Regions from separate parts of the Mus musculus genome. Here all the other regions are linked to region 1. Evidence: chromatin contacts called from ENCODE POLR2A ChIA-PET data. All regions are on one chromosome and are shown on one strand. Each heading gives the region's core, a stretch centred on a gene start or an enhancer-like site at or near the end of the contact. The rest is flanking DNA. Distances are from core to core; before and after follow the strand shown. Region 1 holds the start of Tob1 (transducer of ErbB-2.1). Region 2 holds the start of Epn3 (epsin 3). Region 3 holds the start of Rsad1 (radical S-adenosyl methionine domain containing 1).

Region 1 (3,588 bases), core at 915-3,414:
TATAGTGATATATTTTCCAAATCACAAATCAAGACACATGGCCCAGCACATGTGTCTGTAATTCTGAGCGTTTGGTACAGTAACATTTGCCTAATGGTAATAAATTGTGCTTCTAGGGCACATAAAAGATAAAGTGTTTCTCTTGGTAAGCCAGTCCCAAAATATCTTACCTAGATTCTTGCAATTTCTGTGCCCAACTAACTACAGAATTAAAAATGCCTTATTTCAGTGACAAATTAACGTTCACACTAGAAAAGCAAAACCACACAACGAAGGAAAACAGTGGAAGAATAATTTATATTAAAATATTTTGCTGCCAGATGCTTCCATTTTAAACACCATGCTCTCACAATCTAATTCCACTCTGCAACTAAAAAGCCGAAATACTAAAAATAAAACAGAATTTAAAGCGTTTTTGAGTAAAACTTCTATGTTCTTAAGAAAAAAAAAAAAAAAACGCTACCCAAGTTTTAGGAACCTGTGCAATAAACAAGAAATGGGTCACCTGACCGGTCGCCACCCCACCCCTCAGCCCATTCCACAAACCCTCCCATTCTCACACGCTGTGAGACTTTAGAAATATCCTTTCTCAAAGCTGTTCCTTCTAAAAGAGGAGGTGGGAACCCACGCAAGCAGGTCCGAGTGCAAAATAATAGGCTACATCCAGACTTCTGCATCTATAAAATGAAAAGGCTCTTGGCGGGTCGCGTAGACCAGGGTTTGTGCCCTGGGTGGTACAGATGGGCTACACAGACGGTGAGTTGTGCTTTAACCTCTAGACAGGCATAGAAATGCCCGCCCTGCAGTGTTTAAGGGCAAGGCAGCACGGGGACCGGTTTTTTTCCAGGAAGCATGGCCCGAATGCCCAGGACAGGGAAGGGGAAGGCAGGGCCCTGGGCGTTTCATTCACTGCTGCGCTTTCTCCCCCCCCCCAACCCCCCCCCCCCTTCTCTCCGAGGCTCCCCCTCGACTTTCTCTCGCCTTTACCCAGTCCGAGTTTGACGTCGGTCTCCTGGAGACCAGACAGCCAATCGTCTGGCCGCTAAGGTCCAGTGCGACCAATCAGGCATCGTTGCTACCTGTGAGTAATTATTTTTAGCCAAGAGGAACGCCCCGTTCCACTCCGGACGATAACTCGGATTTCTGGGCTGCAGGTTGTGGAAACGGCGCCTATCCGCGCCCCTAGAGTCCCTGGCGTCCCTATTCCCTGGACACCTGTGCACAGTTCATAAACTCTCGCAGGTTCCTCAGCGAGGCCTCGTGTTTATTTTGTGGGCCTGGGTGAAAGTTCTCAAAATGCACGCGTGGGCACGCACACAGAGTCACACAGGCAGTTTGGCAGCGTGTCGCTCTCTGCGACGTTTGATATAAGACAATTTTTTTTTCTTACGGTCTCAAGCAACCCTCATGTCCGAGCTGCTGCCAGGTGACCCGGGGAGATTTGGCCAGGGGGAGCTGCAGAGGCAGTTAAACTGTCACCTGTGCGGGAGGTGCAGCGACGTGGCCTCCCTTCCCCACCCCCAGGTTCTGCAGTTGTCACTCTCGGGGTGGCAGTTGGCCTAGGCCCTGCGGGGATTAATACTCAATGAATCGGGAGCACGAGTCCCGGTTACCCCGGGATGGGCTGAGACCCACAGGCTAGCTCGCCCAGGAGTGGGGTTTTCCTCGGCCACAGTCGCACTCGCTCGGAAGCAGCCTTTTCCGTGTACTCTGCCCTCCCTCCCCCAGCCTCGGCTGCCCCTCCCGGCCGGTCCCCGCCGCGTCGCCACCTGCTCCCCCTCCTCCCCCCCCACCCCCCACCCCCCACCCCCAGGCCCCCGGGCCCTGCCACCCCATCCCTACCATCCCATCCCTACCCTTGTCCAATCCCCTTCCAAGGCCTCCCTTAACCCCTCCCCCAACCTCTCGGGACTCTCAGCTCATTGGTCACAGCGGCGTTCAGGAGGCGTGACCATCTATCAGCGGCCGTCTGGACGTGGGCAGGCGGGACTTGGCCAATGGCGTCGGGGGGCAGGGCAGGGGCGGAGTCGGCGCGGCCGGGGGGTGCCGGGTGGGGAGGGCGGGACTGTGACGCGAGCGGCGCGCACCCCCGCGGAGGCTGGGGGCGGGGAGGAGGCTATAAAACGAGAGGCGGGGCGCGCGCCGCGGCAGAAGGAGCGAAGCTCTGGCCCGGCGCGCAGAGGGCGCTGTACGGGGACGCAGGGCCGGGCCGCCGGGCTGTGTAGAGAAGCGAGCGCGCTCGTGTAAGCTTGCCGTCCCCGCCACCCCTGAGCCAGAGCAGCGAGCTCCCGGACCCGCCCGAGGCGTCCGTCGCGTGTCCGGCGGTGGCGACGTCTTGCACCCCGTCGCCTCGCCGCTCCCGACCCACCCGCGCCCCCGCCCGCTGCCCCTTCTCCCCCGCCCAGCCGCGGCTCGGCGGCGGCCGCAGCTCCGGAGCAGCTTGTAAGTACGGCGGGGCGGCGGCTAGGGGCCGAGGGAGTGGCTGCAGCGTCCTGCGAGCCCGGGTGTGGAGGGGCGGCCTCGGGGACCCAAGGGAATGGAGTGGCTCCGGGGACCTGGTCCGGAGGCTTGACGGCCGACGGGCAACCGGGAGGAGGGAGCACCCGGGGTGGGGGCAGCGGCGCCCAGGCAGGGGGAGGGGGCGCCGGGATACAGGGATCGGGCCCGGACCGGTGCTCCGGGATGCTGGCTAGGTCCCAGGAGCCTCGAGCGGGGAGCAGAGTGGGGGACGGCAGGGTCAGGTTACGGCGGGGGAGGGGAAGACTGGGCGGCCCGCGCCGCGACCTGCCGGTGCCCGGGCCGCGTCCCTGAGGCAGCTAAAGAGCCTGCTCTCCTTTTCCCCGGGCCGAGCTCCTCCTCCCGGAGCAAGTCTAGTAGTCTTCCTCCTCTTCCTCCTCCTCCTCCTCCTCCTCCTCCTCCTCCTCCTCCTCCTCCTCCTCCTCCACCTCCACCTCCTCTGGCTGTTGCTGCTGCTGTAGCGCTCGGGCTCCCAGCGCTGTGAGCAGAAATCTAATGAGACCCAACTGGCTGTTTATGTAATTCTTCACAGTCCTGTGTTAAGGCGTTGCTTTAAAAACCACCTTCCACCCAGCCTGTCTGGGCTCGGCTGCACCTTCAAGCAGTCCAGCTGAATCTGCTTTCTCTGCCTGCTCTTGGGTTTCGGCTTGGAAAGTGTAGTTTGGGGGCTACACGAGAGATTCTTTGCCCTTTGTCACCAAGAATATGGAAAATGGAACAGACGGATCCACACCAGTTTGATTATTTTAAATGCCCTTTTTGATCAACCTCGTTGTACAAATAGCTCTCCCTTGGAAATACCTCTCTTTGCCCTTGATCTTTTCTTATCCCCACCCAGTGCTGATCCAGCAAACGTTTAAAGGTCGACCTTTTCGCTCCAGCCTCTCCAGGGACTGCCCGTTTATCCGAAGAGGGAAGGAGATGGCTTTTAAAAATAAGAATAAAACTGAGAAACTCTGCCCTTTAAGCAGAGTAATCAATAGGAGTTTTAAGCTGCTTGTTTTTCTTATACTTGCAGCTGAGAGGAATTTCAGAATGTGTGTGTGTGGGGGGGGGGGGCAGTACACAATA
Region 2 (3,610 bases), core at 1,070-3,569, 290 kb after region 1:
CAAGACCTCTGATAGCCTAATGGAGGCCGACTCAGGAGAATCAGTCACATGTCTTTCCACAGCCTCAGAAACCAAAGAAGAGTAATACCCCCCCACCCCCGTGGGACTTACCAGAAACCCAAAGTGGGAGCCCTCTGCCAGCACATGGCACTAATATAGTTTTACACATGAATACATTTGTATACACACACACACATAGAAGCTGGATCAGCAAAAACTCCCCTTTCTCCATGACCTCCCCACCTCCTGTCAGCCATAGATAGGTATGATACCTTCCCCAGATCACCCTCCAGTCCCTACTGTTGGGCCTTAGCTGTCCCAGCCTCCTGAACAGAGAGGGGGACATAGGAAGTTTGCCCTTACAGCACCCACAAGTGAAAGATCAGCTCAGTTCAAAGTACCCACAAGTCTTCACAGGTCCCAGTCTTGAGCCAAAGGATGGAATTGTGTGGAAATCAGATCCCCACTGGCCCATAGTGTTGCCTACCTTCCGTCTTTCTGTCTTTCTGTCCGGCTGGCCTTCTGTGGGAATGCCACAGCCACAACTTGTTAAACTCCTGCCCTCCCCCTTACTAATGACTCAGGCCTGTGCTCACCTCCCCAGTGGGAGGGCGGGCTGGCAGCAGCAGAGTCAAGACGGGGAATAATTGTGCACGAAGCCCGCCCTGGTTGGTGTACATGCTCCTCCCTGCTGGCCGCTGGAATTGGCAGAACCAGTCAGATCAGACATCCTGACTCCACCAGAGCCCTACCTGGGCCTGGCTTCCTAGGCCTTCCTACTTTGCCAGGGTGAATACAGCCAGCCTCCATGGAAAAGGGACCTTTTGTGTAGGCTCCATGGCCCTTCCTGGATTTTTCTCCTAGGAGCAAGGTGGACATTGTGGACACACCTTTGCTGGACTTGGGGGGAAAGGAAGGGATCAGAGGCACAAGAAGATGCCTGAGCCTCCTCCACCCTAGCCTGTCATAGACTCTGATGGTGTTTCACCCAGTAGGGACACAGTAAGGAGGAAGAAAGCCAGGGTGAGGTCCCAGAGCATGCCTGAAGCTGAAGTTGAGAGGGAAGGAAGGCGGGAGGCGGGCGCGGCTGGGAGCCCTGCCAGCGGTGTTACAAGCAGAAGGTTTTATCGAACACAATATGCCCGGGAATAAAAGGGAGTGAAACACAAACCCAGCTGCGGCAGCGGCAACGGCAGCCCTGGGCAGCCGGTATGGAATTACTGCAGTGACCTTGAGCCAGACCCTGCCAGGTGGAGGGAAGGACATTGAGAAGCCAGGACCTGGGGAGGCTGCTTCAGAAATGGAAAGAAGGCAGGAGGGTACTCCAGCGGAGTGCACAGGCTAGTCAGGAAGTGGGGGGGGGGCGGGGGGGGCTAGAGTGTAGACTCCCACCTACACACAGGTTCCCAAAGAGATTCGGAGCAGTGGGATCTCTCAGGACACAAATCCAGAAGGGTGCCAGAGTGGGGGATGGAGAGATTCCTAAAAGTCAGCACTGAAGAAGCAGATGGCATCCCCAGGGTGGAGGTTCAGAGAGATGGAAAGAACCAATCACATGCACGGGAATTTGACAAAGTCTGTGTGCACCCCATCAGCCAGCACCCCTCCCCATCTTCTGTCCCCATCAGCTCCAGAGTAAGCAATGGGGGAGTGGCAGTGTCCTTCCTGCTGCTCAGGGAATGGGGGACTGGATATTCCCTAGCCCTAGGTTGTGTGGCTTCATCAGACCTGAGTTGGCTGTGTCCCAGGGAGCAGTGGACTAAAGGGTCATTCTGAGGTTAAAGGTGTAAATACAGAGATGTGCCAGGATCTGGGAGAAACGCTATCAGGAATCTCCAGATGGCCCTGCGCCCCTTTTCTGGGGGTAACAGGAAGGTAGAGAAGTTGCAGGTTAGAAGCCTCCCGGTACTCCACAGCCCTTGCCTTACTCTCTAGAGGTTGGGAAAGAGACTAAGTCCTGAGCCCACTCTAGCCCCCACCCCCACCCCCCAACCCCGCCTTCATGCAGGGCGCCACCGCGGCGCGGGAGGGAGCTTACCTCCAGAGTGGGCTCCCTCGCCCCAGCCCCCGCAGCCTCTGCAGTGACCCTCTGACTTGTATGGGGATGGCACAGCTTCAGGAGCAGCCCCAGAGCCATCCACCATAAACCCTGGTCGCGGGAGCTCTACCTTGGACCGAAAGGCACAGAGCTCTCTCTCGGAAGGACCGCAGGGTCCCCCCAGCGGGTGGCCGCTCAGACTCTCGCGGCTGCCTCCTCGACTCCTGCCGGCCAGCACTCTCGGGAGGAAAGTTGTTCAGCTGGCCAGGCAGGTCTGCCTCAGCAGTAACAGGACACAGGATGACGGGCGGGCGGGCGTGTTTAACCCCTTCCTGCTGTCTGCCGGGCGGTGCCTTCAGGGGAGGAGGCTGGCCTGTTTGTCAGCCGGTGACCCCAGAGGTTTACAGAGCTGGAGTTCATCCACTCCTACCCTTCAAGTGAGTTAACCTTTCCCCTACCTCCTCTGCTAGAAGTAGGTGAGGGTGGGAATGGAGGCCACTCCAATACCTATCCCAAGCCTTAACCCTCCTAGCCGGACGACATTAAAGCAGAAGACAGAACATTCCCTGGGGCTGGTCTTTACCTACTCCCAGCTGGCTTCCCCAGCCTCTCCAAGGGGCCTGAGGACTCTGCCTTTCCAACTCCCGGGAGGATCCTACCTGCCCTGAAGCTCGTTCCATAGCTTACATGCTTACATATGGGAGCTCAGTATGAATTCTAGCGTCCCTGGCTACTGGCTTCCCTCACTCCTCCACTGCTCCCAGAGACCCCCAGCCTAACCAGTTGTTTACAGTCGTTTCAACAGAAACCCCGGGATGATCTGAGCAGGCAGTGCGTGCTTTCCCAGCTGTTACCCTTCACCTACTACACAGTCCCACATTCCTTTGTTCCAGGAAGGAGTAGGAATTCTTCAAGCTGTTTTTGTTGTTTTGAAACGTTGTGGTCCCTCCTTCCCTTCCCCACCCCGACATTGCGCAGGCTGGCCTCAGAGTCATCATGCAGCTCAGGTTGATTTTGAACCCACAACCTTGCTGCTTCAGTGTCCCATAGCAGAAAAATGGTTCCAGGGCCAGATGAGTTGACTGGAGGAAGGGATCTAGCAGACCAGAGCCTCAAGTATTAACTTCTGGCTTAGGACAAGGATCCCCAAAGGGAATGAATGGGAAGAGGAAAACTGTACTTGTGAGAGTTTCTTGGAGTACAGCAAAGAGTTATGCCTTTGTGTTTCTTCAGATCTGGGGTGGGTGTGAGCTCAGCTCCAGTTCCTGCCGGGTTTAAAGAGCTTGACAGGTGCCATCTTTGCCATCTTGAAGGATGAGGAGGGTGCTGAAGTAGAAGCCTTCAGACAGTCAGGTCTCGCCATCTCTGCTTCTCTCCCTAGTCCCTCACTTGAGTTGGCTTCAGGAAGCACGGCCCTGAAAGTCTAGGCCTGAGGCAGGGAACTGCTATGAAAGGCCATCTTGTCCTGTCACCTGACTTCATTCCTTGCCCTGCCACCACCCACTAACTCTTCTGCTTATCCCTTAATCATCACCTCTCTGGTGTGTGTGGCTCTGAGAACTGCACATGTGA
Region 3 (3,685 bases), core at 553-3,052, 340 kb after region 1:
TGGGATTGCAGGCAGGCTGCCATACCCAGCCAGCGTTTGTGTGGGTGGGTGAGGATCCAAGGGCTGGTTTACACTTGCCCAGTAAGTGCTCTAACCACTGCACCATCCCTTACCCACACCTGTGCAGCACCTACCATGTGGCAGGTACTACATGAAACGCCTAGACTATAAAGGGTTAAGCCAGCTGGGCCTTGTGGCCTGTAATTCCAGGAGTTGGAAGGCTGAGGCAGGAAGACTGCTGGGAGTTTGAGGCTAACCTGGGCTACAGTGTGAGCTCCTGTCTCAAAGTCATAATGATAATAATAATAATAAAATAATGGCAGCTAGTGATATAGCTCTTTGTGGAATGCTTGCCTACATGCCTTGGGGTTTGATTTTTATTATTATACAAACTGGGCATGGTGGCACATGTCTGTAGTCCTAGTATTAAGATGGAGACAGAAGAGTCAGGAGCTCAAGGTCAACCCTTGGCTACATATAAAATTTGAGGCTAGCCTGAGCTATAGGGTACCCTGTCTCAAAATAACGAAGACATTAATAATAATAATAATAACAATAATGATGTTGATGATGATGATGCCAAAGCCTGCCTCAGGAAGTGTATGGGCCAATATGTCAAGAGACAAACAGTAAGAAAAGTGTCACTACACAATCTACTGTGTACTAGACCCTGGTGCCCAGAAATGTTTTCTCAATGACTAAACACCATCCTAGGATCTGGGAGCACTGGGGTAGGGTGAGTGAGGTAGGTCACCTGTAAACCAATGGACAACCTGTTCACTCCTGCTGCTCCAAAAGCTGCCAGCCTAGGACCTGGGGCTGAAGTGGGGTTAGCCTCCAAGGTGACTTCCGAATCGGCAGGCAGGTAGACTTCCTGAGCCACAGCCTCCAGGACAGCAGCCACAGTGTGGGGACTGGCCAGACTCGGGGTTCCTCCACCAAAGAACACAGACTCTACTCTGGAGGAAGAGGATGGAGACATAAAACCCCGGGGAAAACCCTTGGGGAACATCCTCCTGTAGTGTCCTCTCCGCCCAAGACCTTGTCTAATGTCCCCAGTACTGACCTCTGCACCCCGCTGAGCCGCAGCAGCGTCCTTGCCTCAGTCACCAGGCAATTCCGCACGGTCCCCTCCTCCACGCCGCGGGGGATGTACTTATTGAAGTTGCAGTAGCTGCAGCGTTTCTCGCAATAAGGCCACTGGGGACAGGGGATGCGTGTGTGAGCTAAGGCGGGGCTCTGGGCTGCCCAGGCCACTTCCAGGGTTTATCTCACACATCCCCGTTCCCATTCTGAGGTTGGTCAGCGGTGGTTGCGACAACTAAGCCACTCTGCGTCCCGTGGGCAGATGGCGATGAGATTACTATGCCCACTTTCGTGAGACAAAACAGGTTCCAAGAGGGACACCCAGCTAGTAAGCACCAGACTTGAGGTTTTTGGCCAAACACTTATTCCGGTGGCGAATGACGCGGGCAGATGTTGTACCAGATGTAATGTTAGGCACGGACAGCGTGCATGTGGGCTATGAACGGAACAGCCACGGCCACCGCCTCCTTCTGCTCTCCCCTACTCACTCACGTGCACGTAAAGCGCCGCACGCGTGCTCGCGGACTCAGGACTCGGAGGCTGTCCCAAGCTGTCCACACGGGGGCGCCGCTGGGCCGCCCTGGCCGCTGCCACCCATCTGCCGGTCCGGACCCCGGAGGGAACCATGGCGCGCAAGGCGGCAGAAAGGAGGGATGCGAGACCTCGACAGCGTGCCCAGCAGGGGTGTACCCGGGGCTGGGCCGCGTGGATAGCCCTGGCGGAAGTCAGAGGGGCTGCGTGACCTCGTATTGCCTCTCCCGGAGTGGCTAGAGAGCCCACGGCCTCGTGTCTGCGGCGCCACCTGGTGGACACTGTTGCACACACAGCCTATTCGTTCTCAAGGACACAGCCAGTCTATCTTTTGCCAAGGACGCAGAATGCCCCGCCAGCCTCTTGGCTCCCTGTGTCAGAGCGACTTTATTGACTCATACAAGATTTCTTTGTTTGTTTGGGTTTTTTTCAGTCAGTTACTTAGATTGGTGTGTACCTGGCTCAGATCTGAAAGCCAGGCCTACTAAAATCAGGTCAGTCTAACTGGCAGGGGAGACACTAACCAAGTTAAGAGTTAATTCGGTACTAGGTAACTGGCTGTGAGCTGGTGGGCCTACAGAAGTGTGCGTGGGAGTCAGCGGAAAGGAAGCTCACGGGCTGGGTATTAGAGGAACAGAAAATCGTTGGAAGCCAGGGGCGGTGGCTCACACCTGGAATACTAGAACTCCCGGAGGATTGTGGGAGTTCCAAGCCAGCCTGGGCTACAGTGTGAGAGCCTATCTCATAGAAACAAAAGAGGGGGAAAGACATGATGGCTCAGCAAGGAACGGACAGTTGCCCTACAAAGCAGAATGGTCCCTGGATGCCAAATATGTAGTGGGAGAGAGCCTCGCTCCACATAGTGGTCCTTTTGCCTCCATGGGTGCACCTTCTAGCAAACTCATGTGTGCACATAATACACACAGATACAATAATAAAATCAATAATTGTGGCATAAATACTGTATACATACATACATACATACAGGCAAAATACCCAATTACGTTTAAACAAACGAGAGAGAGAGAGAGAGAGAGAGAGAGAGAGAAAGTAAAACCTGAGGCTGTCCCAGCAACCACATGGTGGCTCACAACCATCTATAAAGTGACCTAATGACCTCTTCTGGCACGCAGGCGTACAAACACATATATTTAAAAATAAATAAAATTTAAATATAAATAAAACTTTGTTTAAAAAAAAGAAAAAAAAGTCATGTGTGGCAGAACAGCCCTATAATCCAGGTCTGGCTGACTGCATGAGACAATGTTTCAGAAAAAAGGAAGCAGGGCTGGAGGGGCTGGCTCAGCAGTTAAGAGCACTATCGGCTCTTGCGGAGGACCCTGCACCCACACACTGTGGCTAACAACCATCTGTAAGTCGGAAACTCCAGACTTCCTCCAGCATGCACATGGTGCACAGACATATGCAGGCAAAACACATGAAATAAAATAAATATTTTTTTAAAGGAAGGGAGGGAGGGGAAAGAGAAGAAAAGAATTCCACTGGGAACTGGCTTGGCAGGGAGGGTGGGCTGTGGTCTCTGAGTCAGGCCAGTCCTTGGCATCAGATGGAAGAGGTCGCAGCAATGGTGTGTGCAGGAGAGGCAGGACACATGTGAGGGGCTTGGAGGAGCTATGCCCCAGAATGGAACGATCATGGGCTTTGGAGTCGAGTTGTCGTAAAGCAGTTCTTCCTCAAGAAAGTAAGGTGTTCGGAGTACAGCATCCAGGAAGAACCAGTCAGAACAGGCCACACTCTCTGTTCTGGTCCCCTCTAGAAGAAGGATTGTCTTTCAGTGTGTTAGCCCAGCACTATGTGGCTCTAGAGCATACAACTTAGGGAGTGCTGTTTTCCTGTCCTTCAGCTGCGGTTGGAGTGGGGCACACACAGATGAGGCTCTATCTACACCAGGCGCCCTCCCAAGCCTAGGGCACCAGCCTCAGGACATCCTGGCCTTCTTCTCTCCCTTGCTGTAATACACACTCTTCATGTAACAGGACTGAATGCTCTGTCCATGGGGCTAAGCCAGTGAAAATTAAACCTACTTCAGACAGCTAGGTCTAAGAGA

The links. ChIA-PET counts read pairs that join two places held with the same protein, here RNA polymerase II (POLR2A).
Region 2: POLR2A ChIA-PET joins it to region 1 with 11 read pairs in Patski. The contact joins the promoter of Epn3 here to the promoter of Tob1 in region 1. POLR2A ChIA-PET finds 5 or more read pairs at or near these places in 2 of 5 experiments (Patski and embryonic stem cell).
Region 3: POLR2A ChIA-PET joins it to region 1 with 10 read pairs in Patski. The contact joins the promoter of Rsad1 here to the promoter of Tob1 in region 1. POLR2A ChIA-PET finds 5 or more read pairs at or near these places in 2 of 5 experiments (Patski and embryonic stem cell).

Annotation. Positions count from the first base shown.
Region 1 is chr11:94,209,290-94,212,877 of GRCm38, forward strand. It overlaps Tob1 (transducer of ErbB-2.1), which reads left to right and starts at 2,165. Exons shown (of 2, transcript NM_009427.2): 1 at 2,165-2,442.
Region 2 is chr11:94,497,655-94,501,264 of GRCm38, forward strand. Epn3 (epsin 3) reads right to left here and starts at 2,320. Exons shown (of 10, transcript NM_027984.3): 1 at 2,039-2,320. It overlaps Gm51873 (a long non-coding RNA gene), which reads left to right and starts at 1,386. Exons shown (of 2, transcript XR_003949592.1): 1 at 1,386-2,475.
Region 3 is chr11:94,547,405-94,551,089 of GRCm38, forward strand. Rsad1 (radical S-adenosyl methionine domain containing 1) reads right to left here and starts at 1,803. Exons shown (of 9, transcript NM_001013381.2): 1 at 1,579-1,803; 2 at 1,067-1,200; 3 at 755-959. The coding sequence starts at 1,713.